2 separate regions of the Homo sapiens genome follow, and region 2 is linked to region 1. Evidence: chromatin loops called from intact Hi-C (ENCODE). Cell type or tissue: mammary epithelial cell. All regions are shown on one strand.

What was found. A loop is a pair of places that touch in the nucleus more often than their neighbours do. Peaks named below come from ENCODE experiments on the same cell type or tissue, not always from the same donor. Only the 100,000 strongest peaks of a DNase experiment are listed, where the experiment ranks them.
Region 2: a loop joins it to region 1, with 5 times the contacts of the local background. A loop is called at or near these places in 2 of 110 quality-filtered maps.

Annotation. Positions count from the first base shown.
Region 1 is chr21:41,929,095-41,937,094 of GRCh38, reverse strand. All of the region lies in intron 2 of C2CD2 (C2 calcium dependent domain containing 2), which reads left to right. Among named protein-coding and RNA genes, the nearest start is that of SNORA91, 15 kb to the left of the region's middle. RefSeq lists an enhancer at 7,378-7,457. In mammary epithelial cell, CTCF peaks have their summits at 3,093 (motif pointing left) and 4,652; DNase peaks (open chromatin) are centred at 3,264, 4,394, 4,814, 6,004 and 1 weaker place; H3K4me3 peaks cover 399 bases; H3K27ac peaks cover 4,590 bases.
Region 2 is chr21:41,748,321-41,756,320 of GRCh38, reverse strand. It overlaps RIPK4 (receptor interacting serine/threonine kinase 4), which reads left to right. Exons shown (of 8, transcript NM_020639.3): 3 at 5,076-5,224; 4 at 7,118-7,167. Among named protein-coding and RNA genes, the nearest start is that of MIR6814, 5.5 kb to the right of the region's middle. RefSeq lists an enhancer at 2,689-3,480. In mammary epithelial cell, a CTCF peak has its summit at 4,627; DNase peaks (open chromatin) are centred at 69, 3,970 and 4,560; H3K4me3 peaks cover 254 bases; H3K27ac peaks cover 864 bases.

The sequences.
Region 1 (8,000 bases):
ATAATCCCAGCACTTTGAGAGGGTGAGGCAGGTGGATCACGAGGTCAAGAGTTCAAGACCAGCCCAGCTAACATGGTGAAACCCCCCATCTCTACTAAAAGTACAAAAATTAGCCAGGCATGGTGGTGTGTGCCTGTAATCCCAGCTACTTAGGAGGCTGAGGCAGGAGAATTGCTTGAACCCAGGAGGTGGATGTTGCAGTGAGCCGAGACCGCACCATTGCACTCCAGCCTGGCAACAGAGCAAGACTGCGTCTCAAAAAAAAAAAAAAAAAAAAAAGGAAAAGAAAATCATATGGAAGAAAAAAATCTATTTACCATTCATTAAGTGGAAGTGGATCATCATAAAGGTCTTCATCCTCATCGTCTTCACGTTGAGTAGGCTGAGGAGGAGGGAGAGGAGGGGTTGGTCATGCTGTAGCAGGGGTGGCAGAGGTGGGAAAAAATCTATGTATTAGTGGACCTGTGCAGTTGAAACCCACGTTGTTCAAGGGTTAACAGTATACCCAGTAGTGGGACTGCTGGATCATATGGTAGTTCTCTGTTTAATTTTTAAAGGAGCTTCCATATTGTTTTCTGTAATGGCCGGAATAATTTACATTGTCACCAACAGCATACAAGGGTTCCCTTTTCTCCACATCCTTACCAGCACTTGTTATTGCTCATATTTTTGCTAATAGCCATTCTCACAGGTTTGACGTGATATCTCCTTGTGGCTTTGATTTGCATTTCCCTAATGATTAGTGATGTTGAGCCCTTTTTCATAGACCTGTTGGCCATCTAAAGGAGAAACATCTATTCAGATCCTTTGCCCATTTTTTAATTGGGTTATTTGTTTTCCTGCTGTTGAGTTACTTGAGTTGTTTATTTATTTTGGATATTAACCGCTTATCAGATAAATGGCTTGTAAATATGGGATTCCATTCCGTAGGTTGTCTCTTCACTCCGTTGATGGTTCCTTGGATGTGCAGAGTTTTTAGTTTTGGTGCAGTCCCATTTGTCTGTTTTTGTTTTTGTTGCCTGTGTTTTGGGGATCATACCAAAAAAAAATCATTGCCCAATCCAGTGTCTTAAAGCTTTCCTTCTATGTTTTTTTTTCTAGTAGTTTTATAGTTTCTGGTCTCACATTTAAGTTTTTCATGCATTTTGAGTTGATTTTTATATATGTGTGAGATAAGGGTCTAATTTCATTCTTCTGCACGTGGATAGCCAGTTTTCCCAGCACCATTCAAGGTGTCAGGACTTTTTTTTTGAGACAGAGTCTTGCTCTGTTACCCAGGCTGGAGCGCGACCTTGGCTTACTGCAACCTCTGCCTCCCAGGTTCAAGTGATTCTCCTGCCTCAGCCTCCCGAGTAGCTGGGATTACAGGTGTGCACCACCACGCCCTGTGAATTTTTGTATTTTTAGTAGAGACGGGGTTTCACCATGTTGGCCAGGCTGATCCACTTGATCCACCCACCTCGGCCTCCCAAAGTGCTGGGATTACAGACATGATCTACCGCGCCCGGCCCTCAGTGTCAGAACTTTTCTGGCTGTGGGGGTCAGGCTTCAGCAAGCACAGACGGGCATGCTGCAGTTTGCAGATACTCCCACACTCTGGCAAGTTCAGACCTCAGGCTGCCATGGTTCCATTCTGTCTCAAACATAGGAATTCCGCTATTATCATAAAATCAATACGAGTTCATTGATGAAAACTTGAAAGACACAGAAGAATATTTAATAAAAACACACAGTAGTTGCATGAACTGGTGATTAGCTCTGTTCATGTGTTGGTGTGCATTGCCAGTCTTTTGCTTCTGCATTTATTTTTTGCTACAATTTACACTATATTCCATTTATATTCTTTCCCCCATGTTACTAAAATTCCCCTAAAATTCTAATGAATGAACACATAAGAGTCAAGGCTGGCCAGCGCGGTGGCTCATACCTGTAATCCCAGCACTTTGGAAGGCCAGGGCAGGTGGATCACGAGGTCAGGAGTTCGAGACCAGCCTGGCCAACATGGTGAAACCCCGTCTCTACTAAAAATACAAAAATTAGCCGAGCATGGTGGTGCACGCCTGTAATCCCAGCTACTTGGGAGGCTGAGGCAGGAGAATTGCTTGAACCTGGGAGGTGGAGGTTGCAGTGAGCCAAGATGGTGCCACTGCACTTCAGCCTGAGCGACAAAGCCAGACTCTACTCGGGAAAAACAGAAAAAACAAACAAACAGACAAACAAACAAGCAAAAAAAAAAAACGAGGCAAGGCTGTGAAGCAGCAGCCGTGTTGTCCTGGTTAGGAGCATGGTTCCTTGCTCCGTTCTTTCTCTTCCTCTGTGTGGCTCGGCTTCTCACCTGTAAAGGTAGAGGATACTGTCCACCCCCTAGACGGGCTATGAGGATGGAGTGAGTTACCACAGGTACAGCACATGGAGCAATGCCAAGCCTGTGCGGGGCTCAATATTTTCTCCTACCTCTGTTGTTATTTTTGCTCATGTGTTTATTTCCTCACTGTTCCTAGAAGTAGAAGAGTAGAGGTACTTGAGAAAGAGTACGTGCATTTTGAAGGATGTTGATACATATTGTCAGAAAAGCAACCTTAGGAAGTGGACTAGCACATGTTTCAGGATCTTGATACATAGTGTCAGAAAAGCAGCCTTAGGAAGTGGACTGTTTTTTATTTTTTGAGACAGGGTTTCACTCTGTCGCCTAGGCTGGAGTGTACTGGCACAGACACTGCTCACTGCAGCCTCCACCTCCTGGGCTCAACAGTCCTCCTGCCTCAGCCTCCCCGGTAGCTGGGACTACGGACATGCAGCATCATGCCCGGCTAGTTTTTTTATTTTTTCTGTAGAAATGGGGTCTCACTTTGTAGCCCAGGTTGGTCTTGAACTCCTGGGCTCAAGTAATCCATCGTCTTCTGCCTCCCAAAGTGCTGAGATTATAGGTGTGAGCCACCTCACCTGGTGAAAGTGGATGATTAAATTGTATTTGTTTTGATATAATTACAGAAATAGTTCATGGTCATTAAAAAGTTAAAAATAAAAATGTCCAAACTTTTTTTTTTTTAACCATCTATCTCCTGCTGCCGCCTGCTGGGATGAGGCTGCTGTTAACAGTGTTCTCGGAAGCTTTTTCCTGCCGGAGGAAAAGCACACACACACGGACTCTTGTTTTGTTTTGCAACAATTTTCCACGTAGCTCTTGACTTTTATGTTTTTGTGGCCAAATGAGGAAAGGAGCCCTTGCCACTGCCTTGTCGTGGCTGTGGCTCACACTGTCCTTTGAGGTGGGGTGAGCCCACCAGTTGAGTAGACGGGTTCCCTCCCCTCCCCTCCCCTTTCACGGGGCTGTGAGTGCGGGAGGAGGAGCCTGGTCGCTCTTGCCAGCCTGGATCCTATGCATACCCACAAGGAGGAAGTCCTGTTGGGATCTGCCCGGGCTCCTGGGAAGGGTCAGTTGGGAGTAGAACACCCTCGGGTGCTTGGATTGTGTACATGGCCTTTTCCATTCTTGGATGAGCATCTTGGCCAAACATGACACATTTTTAGGGCACTGTTTTTGCAAAGGCATCCAGCCAGCTTAATCTCTTGTAAAATGTCCAGGGTGAGACACTGCTTAATGTTCGTGCGTTAAATAAAAATGATAAGACAGCAAGGCCTCTTTTTGTTAACACTGTTCGGTGAGTTCAGCCCTAGAACTGCCGTGTAGGGCAGCGGGTTCACAGTGGTGTTCCTCTTCTCTGGTATCTAAGCCACACACCCCCATGGTCTCCAAATTTACACCTAATTCCGTGTCTGCACCGCCTCGTGTTCCCTCAGCTGGGCATAATTCTTGAGAAGGAAAAAAAAAAACTGTAACAGAACTTGAGGACCTGTGACAAATAAGAGGTAGAAAAGAAACAGGAACTTCTCATTCCAGGGCATCGCCCCTCCCTTTCAAAGCTCACACTTTGGTGTCAGGTTGCCTCTTCCTATCTTTCTAACTCAGCCTTGACAAGGGACATGTGGTTGGCATTTGAGCCAAGACAGGGACAAGGCCGCCGGAACCCAGCCTGTCTGTTATGTAATGCCATCTCTGATCGGAAGGATAAGGCCGAGGACTGGCTGGCCTGAGCTCCCCACCTCCTCTCCGCCGACAAACCCCTGACTGGTGTTCCATCTGGAGTCTCCCTGTGGGTCCCTCTCCCAATGAAACTGGCTGCCGTGCCCACTGGATGCCTTTTTCTTGGACTTTCTCCTGCCACCCTGAAGGCCTCGGTGTGTCCAAGTCATCACCTTTGCAAATATCTGGTTCATCTGCAAAACCCTCTCTGCATAGTCTACACAGAGTGCGGTCTTCCAGAACTTGGAGCAGCTTGAGTCATCCCACAGGACCAACGATAGATAAGTGCAGAGTCCACACCCGGCCCAGCCGCGGCTGCGGCCAGGAGCAGTCTCAACTATGTTTACTCACAACACTTTGGACACCAAATGTGTGGGGGTTTTTCTCACACCGATTATCAGTTCTTCAACTCTGGTGCCAACTGGGTGTCCTACAGTTCAACTCCATTCTGACATTACTCAGACTTAACACAGATCCCAAAGGCCCAGGGCTAGGTCCCGCAAGACGGCCCCCACTTCAGACACCAGGCGTAAGCTCCGGGTTGCCCCCGTTCTTCTGACTATCTGTAGATGGCAGACTTCCCCAACCCACCCCACTGAGGTTCACATATTTTACTAGAGCGGCTCATAGCACAGAACTCAGGAAAACAGTTTACTAACTATTACTAGTTTATTGTGAAGGATATGACTCAGGATCGGCCACATCGAAGGGATGCTTAGGCGGGCGGAGGGGGAGGGCAGGGACTCCAGCAGCTTCATGCCCTGCCTGGACGAGCCACCCGCCCGGCACCTTGATGTATTCACCACCTTGGAAGCTCCCCAAACCCATCCTTTCAGGGTTTTTATGGAGGATTCATTCGCTAGGCATGATGGATTACATCATTGGCCATAGGTGATTGAATGCGACCTCTAGCCCCTCTGCCCTCCCTGGAGGTGGAGTGGTGGGATGCTGGAGGTGGGGTGGTGGGATGCTTGAGGTGGGGTGGTGGGATGCTGGAGGTGGGGAGGTGGGATGCTGGAGGTGGGGAGGTGGGATGCTGGAGGTGGGGTGGTGGGATGCTGGAGGTGGGGTGGTGGGATGCTGGAGGTGGGGTGGTGGGATGCTGGAGGTGGGGTGGTGGGATGCTGGAGGTGGGGTGGTGGGATGTTGGAGGTGGAGTGGTGGGATGTTGGAGGTGGGGTAGTGGGATGCTGGAGGTGGGGCTCAAAGTTTCTCAAGTGACCAGCCCCCATCCTGGTGCTATCTGGGGTCCCCCCCAACAGCCCTTTTGTCAGCATATAAAAGACACTTGGCCAGGCATGGTGGCTCACGCTTGTAATCCCAGCACTTTGGGAGGCTGAGGCAGGTGGATCACGAGGTCAGGGGATCAAGACCATCCTGGCCAACATGGTGAAACCCCGTCTCTACTAACATACAAAAAATTAGCTGGGCGTGGTGGCACGCGCCTGTAGTCCCAGCTGCTTGGGAGGCTGAGGCAGGGGAATTGCTTGAATCTGGGAAGCAGAGGTTGCAGTGAGCCGAGATTGCGCCACTGCACTCCAGCCTGGCGACAGAGCAAGACTCCGTCTCAAAAAAAAAAAAAAAGACACTCTTCTCAAAAGACGCTCTTATCTCTCGGGAGATTCCAAGGGTTTTCAGAGCTTTGTGCCAGGCATCAGGAACAAAGACCAAACACATATTTATCACAGGCAGCAGGCCCTGCAGGGCTGTGGCATTTTCCTAAGGGAATTCTCCTGGGTGCCTGCCTTGCAGGGTATCTGCTCAGACCGGGTGTGGAAGCACGCTCCTGCCCACGGCTGCTGTGAGCAGGCTCCAGTGAGGGCTGGCTTGGAGGCAGCAGAGCATGGCCTTTAAACTTTTCTCCGGGGCTCTCTCTGCATTCTCTTCTAGTCCCAACATGCACCGAGTGCATTTATTTCTCCTAGACTTCAATTACCTTCTTACACAAGAGTAACAAGTTTCTACCTATGTTGTCTTTCCTCATGTCTTGGGAGAGGTTTGCTCCAGAATGTTTGACCTAGAAGGAGGAAATTCCTATTTCCATATCTCAAGCCACCTGAGAGCCAGCCCTTCCCCCGCAGGTTCAGCCACAGCCCTTCCCTGGCACGTGGGGGTTCAGAAGCTTTTCATGACCCCTTCCCTGGGGGTCTGAGGTCCACACATCAGTAAAAAGATGAATGTGAATCAGGGCTTAGGAACTGTGCTGTGACAGGTCACTCACTGAAAAAGAGTTGCATTTCTTTTAGGAAATATTGTAACCGAATACCCTCATTTTCTTTCTTTCTTTCTTTTTTTTTTTGTTTTGTTTTGAGACAGAATCTCACTCTCTTGCCCAGGCTGGAGTGCAGTGGCGCAATCTTGGCTTACTGCAACCTCCGCCTGCCGGGTTCAAGTGACTCTCCTGCCTCAGCCTCCTGAGTAGCTGGGACTACAGGCACGTGTCACCACGCCCGGCTAATTTGTTGTATTTTTAGTAGAGATGGAGTTTCACCATGTTAGCCAGGATGGTCTCGATCTCCTGACCTCTTGATCCGCCCACCTCGGCTTCCCAAAGTGCTAGGATAACAGGTGTGAGCTACTGTGCCTGGCCCTGAATACCCCCATTTTCTAAGAAAAAGAGTATGAGTTATTGTTGGTTTATTATTATTTTTTTCTCTTTTCTTTCTCCACTTCCCCCTGCTCCCCACTTTTTACTTAGCCCTTCAGAAATGCAATTATAGCCTCTTACCTCCCTTTCACCAGAAACTGCCTACCGGGAAAGCTTACCTAACCATGTGCTCAGGTGCTCCAGAATGAAACCCTCACCCACCAGGAGGTTGCCTGGAGAGAGAACAGTCGATTTATAACCCAGAGTGTGCCCATGATGAAACTCTCTCCCACCGGAAGAGTTTCGGCTGTTACAATCTAGTCCTGTCCACTAAGGCACCACTGGTCACCAGCTTGGACACTCAATAGATAAGGCGCCAAAGCAAGTTAGGTGAACCCTCACCTGCTCGCTTCCTCCCTTTCATGACATTCATGCCAAGCCCCCTTTTGAAAGTGCCTGCTTTCTGCCCCAAAAGCAAAGGGGTACCCTTAAGGCAGAAGCCTGTTCTTCCCCTAAGCTAAGCTTTGGAATGCAAAGTCACTGTCTTTATACCAGACCTGCTCTTGTTCATCATACTCTGCTAGCAGCCACTGCCTGAATTCTGGTTACAGTATGGTAACTGTGGCTTTCAACGTAACTTTCATTTGGAAAACTTGCTGATGAGGGCAGGAGCTGAGCTGGACACTTGGTGATCTTTGGAGACTTGAGTGATGTCGCCTGGCATGGTGTGGAGCCAGGAGTCCTGGACATGCTTTAGTTGTCTGTTTTCAGTTTCATTTCTAAGTAAATGGAGGCTCCCAATGGTATAACCATCAGCTGGAACTGAAAGTTTTAAATAAAAGTTATAACCCACCTAGTCTGGGGAAAGGCCCATCTCAGAAGCCAGGGAGACCCTGATTGGATCTGGGCTCGTTTAGGGCACTTCCTTCTTTCTCTGAGCCACAGGGTCTGTGTCTGTTGTGTAGGGGCCCCTCCCGTGCAGGGCTGTGGGAAGCAGGGCAGGCCTGTGCCCGTGCAGTACCCCGCATGGCACACGTTGTGGCATGTGATGGCATCAGGTGTGCCCAGGCCCTGGGTATAGAGCTTGTATCCCTTCTCATGAGAGCTCACCATGCTCCTGTGTCAGAAGCATCATCCCACTGTACAGAAGGAGAAACTGAGGCAGAGAGGTGCAGTCACTTGGCCAAGGTATGGAGCTCTGACGCAGCAGAGGCCAGAGTGAACCTCATTTGGCCTCCAGAATCTAGCTCCAACCACAGCACAAAATAAACCATGCCATTAGTGTGATCTTTTTGCATTTTTATTACTTTTTTTTTTTTTTACTTTTTA
Region 2 (8,000 bases), 180 kb after region 1:
ACGCCATGTAGCTGGAGGGTAGCTTGGTGAACATGGGGGCTGTTCCCCCAAATCTTGGCATATGACTCATTCCGGAAAAAGATTACGGGTTTGTGGGTTTTGGTCTTATGAAATCAGGTTAGAATTCAGCCCGTGGGCCAGGTGTGTCCTTGCGAGACCTTAGGCTCTGCAACAAAGGGACGCATTTCCCTCAGTGTTTTCAGGAGCTCGGGGTGGTGGGAATGTGGGGGTCCTCTGCAGTGGGGTCCTCAAAGTGCTGTGGAAAGAGGCTTGTGAGGAGGGGCTCGTTGCCTCTGTCTGCCCCTGCGTAGAGTGCGGAGTGGCAGCGTGTTGCGTTAGTGCAACGCCTGGGAGATGGAGCTTGCTTTTGCTTCGCTGATAGGTTTTTGAAACACAGAAAAGTAAGAGAGATAATGTAACTGAAAACCAGTGTTGCCTCTGGGCCTTGGCAGGTGTTAGCATCATCACCTTTGCATCAGGGCTGTATTTCCTTGTATCTCCTTTGATGGCCTTCGTGGCTAGGGTTGTACTGTCGTTGACATGTGGTGGTTACACCTGGCGCGTTGTAGTTTTTCCCCACGTGGTGATGTTCACATGCTCTTGGGAGGCCCAGGGTGATAGGCTGGTCCACATGACACTGGTGTCTGCCCTGGGAGTGAGAAGGAGCCGAGAGCCATGGTCCGGATCCATGTAGTTCATGCAGGGGACAAGCAGAGGAGTCCCCTGCCTGGCTTGGCTGTGCTACTGTTCCTGGTGGCACAGCACTTCCAGGCCTCTCTGATGGCCTGACCATTAATTAGGAGAGACCTGAATTCAGGGCCCGGCCCTGCCCCTGAGCTCTTGGGTGGGACGGGAGCGGTGGCTCGTATGGCATGCGCACGGCCGCTCCCTGTGCCCAGACTCTGCGGACGAGTGCATCTCGCGTGCCTTGCTCAGCCAGGGCGGTGGTGAGGAGGTCAATTTTTCACTTCGGGCAGTAATTATAAGTTGTCTCTTAGGTAGGTGTTGCGCAGTAATAAGATTTCAGCTAGAAGATGAAGCACCGTCCTGCGAAGTGAAGTAGGAAATTGAGATAATGGAGACAAAAATCAAATGACTTGGCTTGAACGGGCTCTCTGGTGGTTTCCCGCATCTGCTTATGTTCTGGGACCCCTGGGATTCCCGTTTCCTGTGATGGGCAGGGCTGGGCCTCACATGCGGACCCCCCATTCCCGCCAACATTTACGGGCTTGTTTCTAGGTAGCACAGGCTCTGGGGCCCTAATGACTAGTAAGCTCTGCCGTCCAACGTGCACTGAATACCGGAAAGGACATGCTAGAGGCTTCACCTGCGGGAGCTGCCCTCATCCTCAGAGCAGAGGTGCAGAGTGGACGGTGGCCTCTGGTTCTCGCTGAGTCTCTGCTTAGAGTGAGTAAATTAGCAGCCAGGATCGTCCAGCTGTAAGTCACGGAGCAGAGACCTTGATTTCCACCTGGCCTGCCACTGTGCTTGACATGAAAGAAACCAAATGACCACTGCACGTAGCAGTCACTTGGGGGCAGGGTGTGTGGCCCGCAGGCTGGGCCTAGAGGCGGCCCTGTGGGAGGGGGTGGGAGTGCTCCTGGGGCTGGGCCTTCACACAGGGTGGGGCTTTTCTGCCCTCAGGAGTCGGGGCAGGCAGCAGCAGAGCCTTTAGGTGAAGGAAACAGCCCAAGAGACGCAGAGAGCTCTGGGCCTTCCTGCAGGGGCAGCAGGCAGCAGGGCTTCCCTGTCTTTCAGGACAGCTGCAGGGGGCGGATGCTGCCTGGAACTGCTTTCTCAGGGAGGCTGCTGTCGAAGGCACGCTGGGTGCTGGCCAGGAAGTGACAGGACATCTCTGTGTGGTGCCCCTGGGACATCTTAGGGCCCTGTGTACCCTGACAGGCCGCAGGAAAGATTGCTTTTGTGTGGCGTCCTTCTTAATCAGGCATGTTAGTCACCATCAAGAAGCCCAAAAACAAACCGAAAAATACCTTTACGTGACATACTTATTTTTTCTGTGAAATAGCTACTGGTGTGCGTAGAGTGCAGCAGGGAGTGTGTGTCGGGGTTCTGAGAGTCAGCGCCTTTGTTCCTGAAGACGAAGTGTGGAAGCTTTGCATGGACTGACCACTGGGCTTCTGGGCAGTCCTCAGTAGACAGTTATTCAATGCAGGAAAACTGTAATCCAGAATCCTGCAATTAGATCCTAAGTTGCCATTCCAGTGCTGCCATTCGCCTCTGAGATGGGCTCCCTCAGTGCTCAGGGCTCGATTCAAACTGGAAATATCACAGCAACTGTCTACTTCATGAAGCAGTTAAATGTAAATAGTATACAAAGTAATAGTATCAAATTAATGCTTGATATTATTCAACATTACATATACTAAATACCAATATTAAGATACTAGTTGGAATCAATTTCAACTTAAAAATGAAATAACTTGGTTTAAAATCTCAGGCTGCATTTATATGTCCAGTTAGCCCAAAACAGACGCTTTTCAAAGGGTCACACGCGGGTCACGTTCTGCTGTGTCTTTCTTTTAGAGGCAGCAAAACCCCGGCAGGCTGCTTTCTTAGTCTTGACAGCTGGACCTTGAAGTTGAAGGGCCATGTGCTTGGGGGCAGCTGTGAGCCCTCAGCTCTTGGAGATGCAGAGTCGGGTGCTGATGAGAGTGTTTGTAACTCTTGAAGCATTTGCTGGTCAGAGTGGATGCCACAGTAGCTCGCTGTTGAGGACACGGGGTGAGGGGCAGCTTGGGTGGGAAGATGAGGAAAGGCGGAGGGGAAATGCAGCCGGCCAGGAGTCCGAGACATGGAGGGAGGAGAACATAGAGGGTCAGTGACCCTCCTAGAATTCTCAATTCCGAGCTTGCATTTTGTTGCCAGAGGTTTTACAGAGAATTTCTGCTCGTTTTCTTTTCACCAAGTATAGTTTGGAGTGGCTGGCTCTATCTGACAAAGACAGGAGGAGAAAAGGCTGCAGGCCTGGGGAAGCACCAGGCTGAGATCTCTGCACCCCTGTCGTTTTTCTTTTCTTTTCTTTTCTTTCTTAATGATCTCAGATGTCATTTAATTTTCACAACAAAGCTACAGGATGGGTACTGCTATTGCCTCCTTTTATGAAAAAAGGAAACAGGCACAGAGAGGCTAATAGTCCAGGGCCACGGAGCTACTAACTTGTACAGGCAAGATTAGAACAGTGAGTCTGATCCTTAACTAACCGTGGGAGGGAGATATTTTTTTCCTACATTCAACCATACAGGGGGAGGAGGAATTGCCTAGAAAGTATGTGATGCTTTCTTTATTTTTATTATTATTTTTTATTTTACTTTTAGTTCCGGGATACATGTGCAGAATGTGCCAGTTTGTTACATAGGTTTATATGTGCCATGGTGGTTTGCTGCACCCATCCACCATCTAGGTTATCACCTAGGTTTTAAGACCCGCATGCATTAGGTGTTTGTCCTAATGCTCTCCCTTCCCTCTTCCCCTACGCACCGACAGGGCCCGGCGTGTGATGTTCCCCTCCCTCTGTCCATGTGTTCTCATTGTTCAGCCCATTTCTGAATTTGAAGGCTTTCAAGCCACTGATGACTGTTGAACTGAAACTTCCTGTGCTCTGGAGCTATTTGGAGAGTTAGGACCCGTTGTTGTGTCCCAGCGTCCAGCAGCCGCCGGGGTTTGCAGGGTCGGGTGATGGCGTTCCTCTGGGGAGCTGGCGCTTTCCCTGGAGTGCAGAGTGTGGCTCTCAAGGGCGGTGCAGGCCTGAAGGCCCTGGGAGAAATGGAAGTGGGAGGACATGAGAGCCGCTGGAGTCGAGGCCTTGTCCTGGTGCTCCTGGCTGCAGAGAAGGAGGGCCGGTCCCTGCTCGCAGGCCTTCCCCCCTACCTCCCTGCAGATGTGCTCAGGATCCCTGGAAGCCCGAGTCACAGGTCATAAATTCTCCCAGCTGTTTGGTGCTGATGACAGCAGCCCTATTGGCTCACCACATGGGCATGGCCAGCCCAGAATTAAGGCCTGACTCAGCCTCATTTCCTGTCACTCCATGGGTGTGTTTGAGAGGAGCTCAAGAGTTAATGAAAAGGGTTTTTAAAAAAATCCATATGCCTTGAAGGAAAGTTGAGAGCAGCACTCCCCCTGGATCAAGAGTCCCATTAATGCTGATGACTTGTGTCTTCATCCCACATACGGTTTTCAGCAGCTTCAAAGGGGACTGAGTTACACTGGAGAGGGTAGGACACTGGCAGGAAAGGGGATGCCCCCGAGAGAGGTCAGACCGGGGGTCTGTGAAGTCTCCCCAGTGAGCTCCAAGGTCACCTTTGCCCGAAGGAGACCTGAGACCTGCCTCCCCTGAATGCGGACGTTGAGGGCATTCCTGGAGGAGCTGGGTGGCCGGTGCTCCTTGGGGCCCGGGCGCTGCCAGCAGAGGTGTTTATCAGACCTTCACTCGAACACATGTGTTTGAAGCAGCCAGCCAGTGTCTGCTGATCACAAAACACTCCAGATGGACGGGGCTCTGAGGCGTGTGTTTTGTTTGCTTTAAAGTTTAAAGGGCTTCTGAAGGTGTGTTTCTGTGTTTCCCTTTAAAGGACTTGCAGCCACTTGCCCGCCAGCCTCCCCAGCTGGCAGGTTGCATAACCTGCTCCCCGACTTCTCTAGGAGCAGACCTGGTCTTCACATGTGTCTCTCTTTACCTGAACCCTCGAAGGCTTGTTTTTTTCCCTTTATGCCGGCTCAGCCGGCTCTCAACCACCATGGCAAACATGATGCTTTACAGAAGGTGGATTCTAATTCTTCTGCAGTTCTGTCCCGGATAACTCCTTCCTTACAGTACGATTCTTTCACCTGCCCGTCAAATGTGCTGCTCCTAATGCCTCCAGGCTTGCTTCTGCCCCAGAATCTGTCTCCCTCCCTGCCTGGGGCAGGGCTACCTGGAGAGGCACAGACACGGCTCTTAGGGGCTCCTGGAAAGCTCTCACCCACCCTCTGAGATTGCAGAAGGGAGCTTTTGATAAAGCATCATAAAATATCACTGTTGCAGGCTAATGAGCCCCGCTCTGATGGCTGTGTTGCAGATTTCTGATTTTGGTCTGGCCAAGTGCAACGGGCTGTCCCACTCGCATGACCTCAGCATGGATGGCCTGTTTGGCACAATCGCCTACCTCCCTCCAGAGCGCATCAGGGAGAAGAGCCGGCTCTTCGACACCAAGCACGATGTATACAGGTGTGTGACATGCCGCCCCCCATCCCCTGTGGGTGCCAGGGGCTCTCAACCTCAATGCTTCATGCCCTGAGCTGCAGCTTTCAGAAAGGCCTCTTGCTGCCAGTCAGAAATGGGGCTCGGGCCAGGCGCGGTGACTCACGCCTGTAATCCCAGCACTGCGGGAGGCCGAGGCAGGAGGATTACTTGAGCCCAGGAGTTTGAGACCAGCCTGGGCAACATGGTGAAACCTCATCTCTACAAAAAATACAAAAATTAGCCCAGCTTGGTGGCGTGCACCTGTAGTCCCAGCTACTCGGGACTGAGGTTGGGGGATTGCTTGAGCCCGGGAGGTGGAGATTGCAGTAAGTCATGATTGCACCACTGCATTCCAGCCTGGGCAACAGAGCGCGACCCTGTCTAAAAAACAAACAAACAGAAAGGGGGCTAAGTCCACATAGAAGGGGTGGGTGCTTGTAGAGTTCAGGGATTTCTTTGCTGTGAGTGTTGCTAGCCAAGGAGGAAGGGTGTTCCCAGGTCCACATTTGGGCCAGGCTGACAGCCCTGCCCTGTCAGAGCCTTGGTGATTTCATGACCCGTGGGCTTTATGGCTTGTCTGTTGGAAGAACCTGCTGCTTTCAGTGGTCTGTACGCATGTGTGTTTGTACTTTCCGAAATTCACTCTGATTTTGTGAGGCGAGCAGCTCATCTTCTTCATGGCACTTAACCTTTGTTGGTCAGAGATCAATCCCCAAGTCACCTAGTCCCTTCCTTTTTCAAATTGTAAAGGTCTTAATCACACAGACTTCTTGGAGAAGAAAAGTGGGTGGGAGCGTGTGAGCAGGCACTAAGCCTCCCATTGTGGCTGTTATCCAGCAGCACTGTGACTCGGACCCCGCATGTGAGCTCTGCCTTTTGGTCACTGCCGCCGCCAGCAGCCCAGGCTGACTGGTTTGACAGTGGCCATTGTGCATGTGCTTAGCTGGGGCTTTAAGCTGAGAGTTGCCTGGAAGTGTCACTTTGGAGACTAGTCACAGCTTGTAGAGTTTGGGGAGATTGAGATCCTCTCCATTTATTTTAGAGTTTGGAGTTCCAGCTTTTGAACCTGCCGTTTGAACTAATTTTCGATGGTGAATTCGTTGTCTATAAACAGCCCTCACCAACTCAGTGCTCCTTGGAGGCTCAGTTTTCGGACTTCTGTTTTTCTTTTCTTTTTTTTTTTTTTTTTTTTAATCAATTTGGGCACTTTTTTTGGTGTATCCAGAGTAATGTACATGAACGTATCCCTCATATTATCTATATATTTCTAAGCAGCCCCCGAAAAAGGCTTTGGGGCGTTCAGCTGTGTTGTCTCCTACGTTTTCTGCGCACTTTCTTTAACAACCCTCTAATGATGAACTCTCAGTGAGCCTCTGTTAGGAACGCTGAAATCTCAGCAAGCCTACGTTAGGAACGCTGATCAGAACCAGAATCCGTGTTTTCAGAGAATGAAATCATTGTTGGGGGAGGGCATGGGAGTTGCCCATCATTCATTCATCCATTTCTTCAGTAAATGCCTGCGCAGGTGCTCTGTGCCTGGTGCTTGCGAGAAGATATCAGTGAGGCACACAGGCGCTGTTCCCCAGGAGCTCACGCCCCGCATAGGGTGGCACCCTCTTTGGAAGTCCCTCAAGCTGCCTGAAGATTGTAGCCCAGTTGGCGAAGTTACTTGAGTCTGTCTGACATCTGAGCTATCAACATGCTGGGCTTCACTATAGAGAATTTTCTCTTTTTAAAAACAGGAGAAATATCTCGGTGTCATGGCTCTGTCTTTGGAAGGCTTCAGAACAGGTGTCTTCACGCCTGTTGCTGTGCATGAGTGCATTTGGCTTTGAGTCTCTGGCTGTCAGATGCTAACGTGCCTGGTTTCTCTTCCAGCTTTGCGATCGTCATCTGGGGCGTGCTCACACAGAAGAAGCCGTTTGCAGGTGAGTGGACCTGTCTTTGAGGTGTAATGTGCTTGTCTTTCCTGGAATAATGGGGGGACACCTTGTTGTCCTTTCTCTATCCTAAAACAGAGCCTGTGATCCACGCTGCCATAGGTGCTGCTCTGTGGTGTAATTTGCATGCAGGAAAAGACACAGATCTGAAGGGGCCTGTTCAATGGAATGTTTTTAGGTGCCAGCTAGTTTTTTTGTGGTAGTAAAATATATATAACATAAAATTGGTCATGTTAGCCATTTAAAGTGTATAATTCAGTGACATTAACTACACTGGCAGTGTTGAACAAGCGTTACCACTGTCTAATTCCAGAACATTCTCATCATGCTAGAAGGCAAAGCCCATGGCCATTCTGCAGTCCCTCGCCCTTCCTCCTGCTCAAGCCCCAGCAACCACTCACCTGCTTTCTGTCTCCAGGGGTTTGCCTGTGCTGGTATTTCCAGCTAATTCTTTTTTGTTTACTTTTTAAAAAAATAGTCATAAAATACACAGAACAAAACTTAGCATGTCAGCCGTGTGAAGCATACAGTTCAGGAGCATTACATGTACCCGCGTGCTTGCGCAGCCAACCTCCAGAGCTGCTCAGTGCCATGGAGTTGCTTGCAGGAGTGGCACCCCTGCCCAGCTTGAGAGCTGTGGTGTTTGCTTCCCCAGCCAGGCAGCCACCATTCCGAACACCATCCTCAAAGTTGTCACACCTTGACTTACTTATCATAAAAATCCAGGACTTTTTAGCTTTGTTGGACAGATTCCCTTTTCCTCTAAAGACATTTCTGGGCTACTCATGATATTTTGTGGTGTGACCGAAAATGTCTAAAAA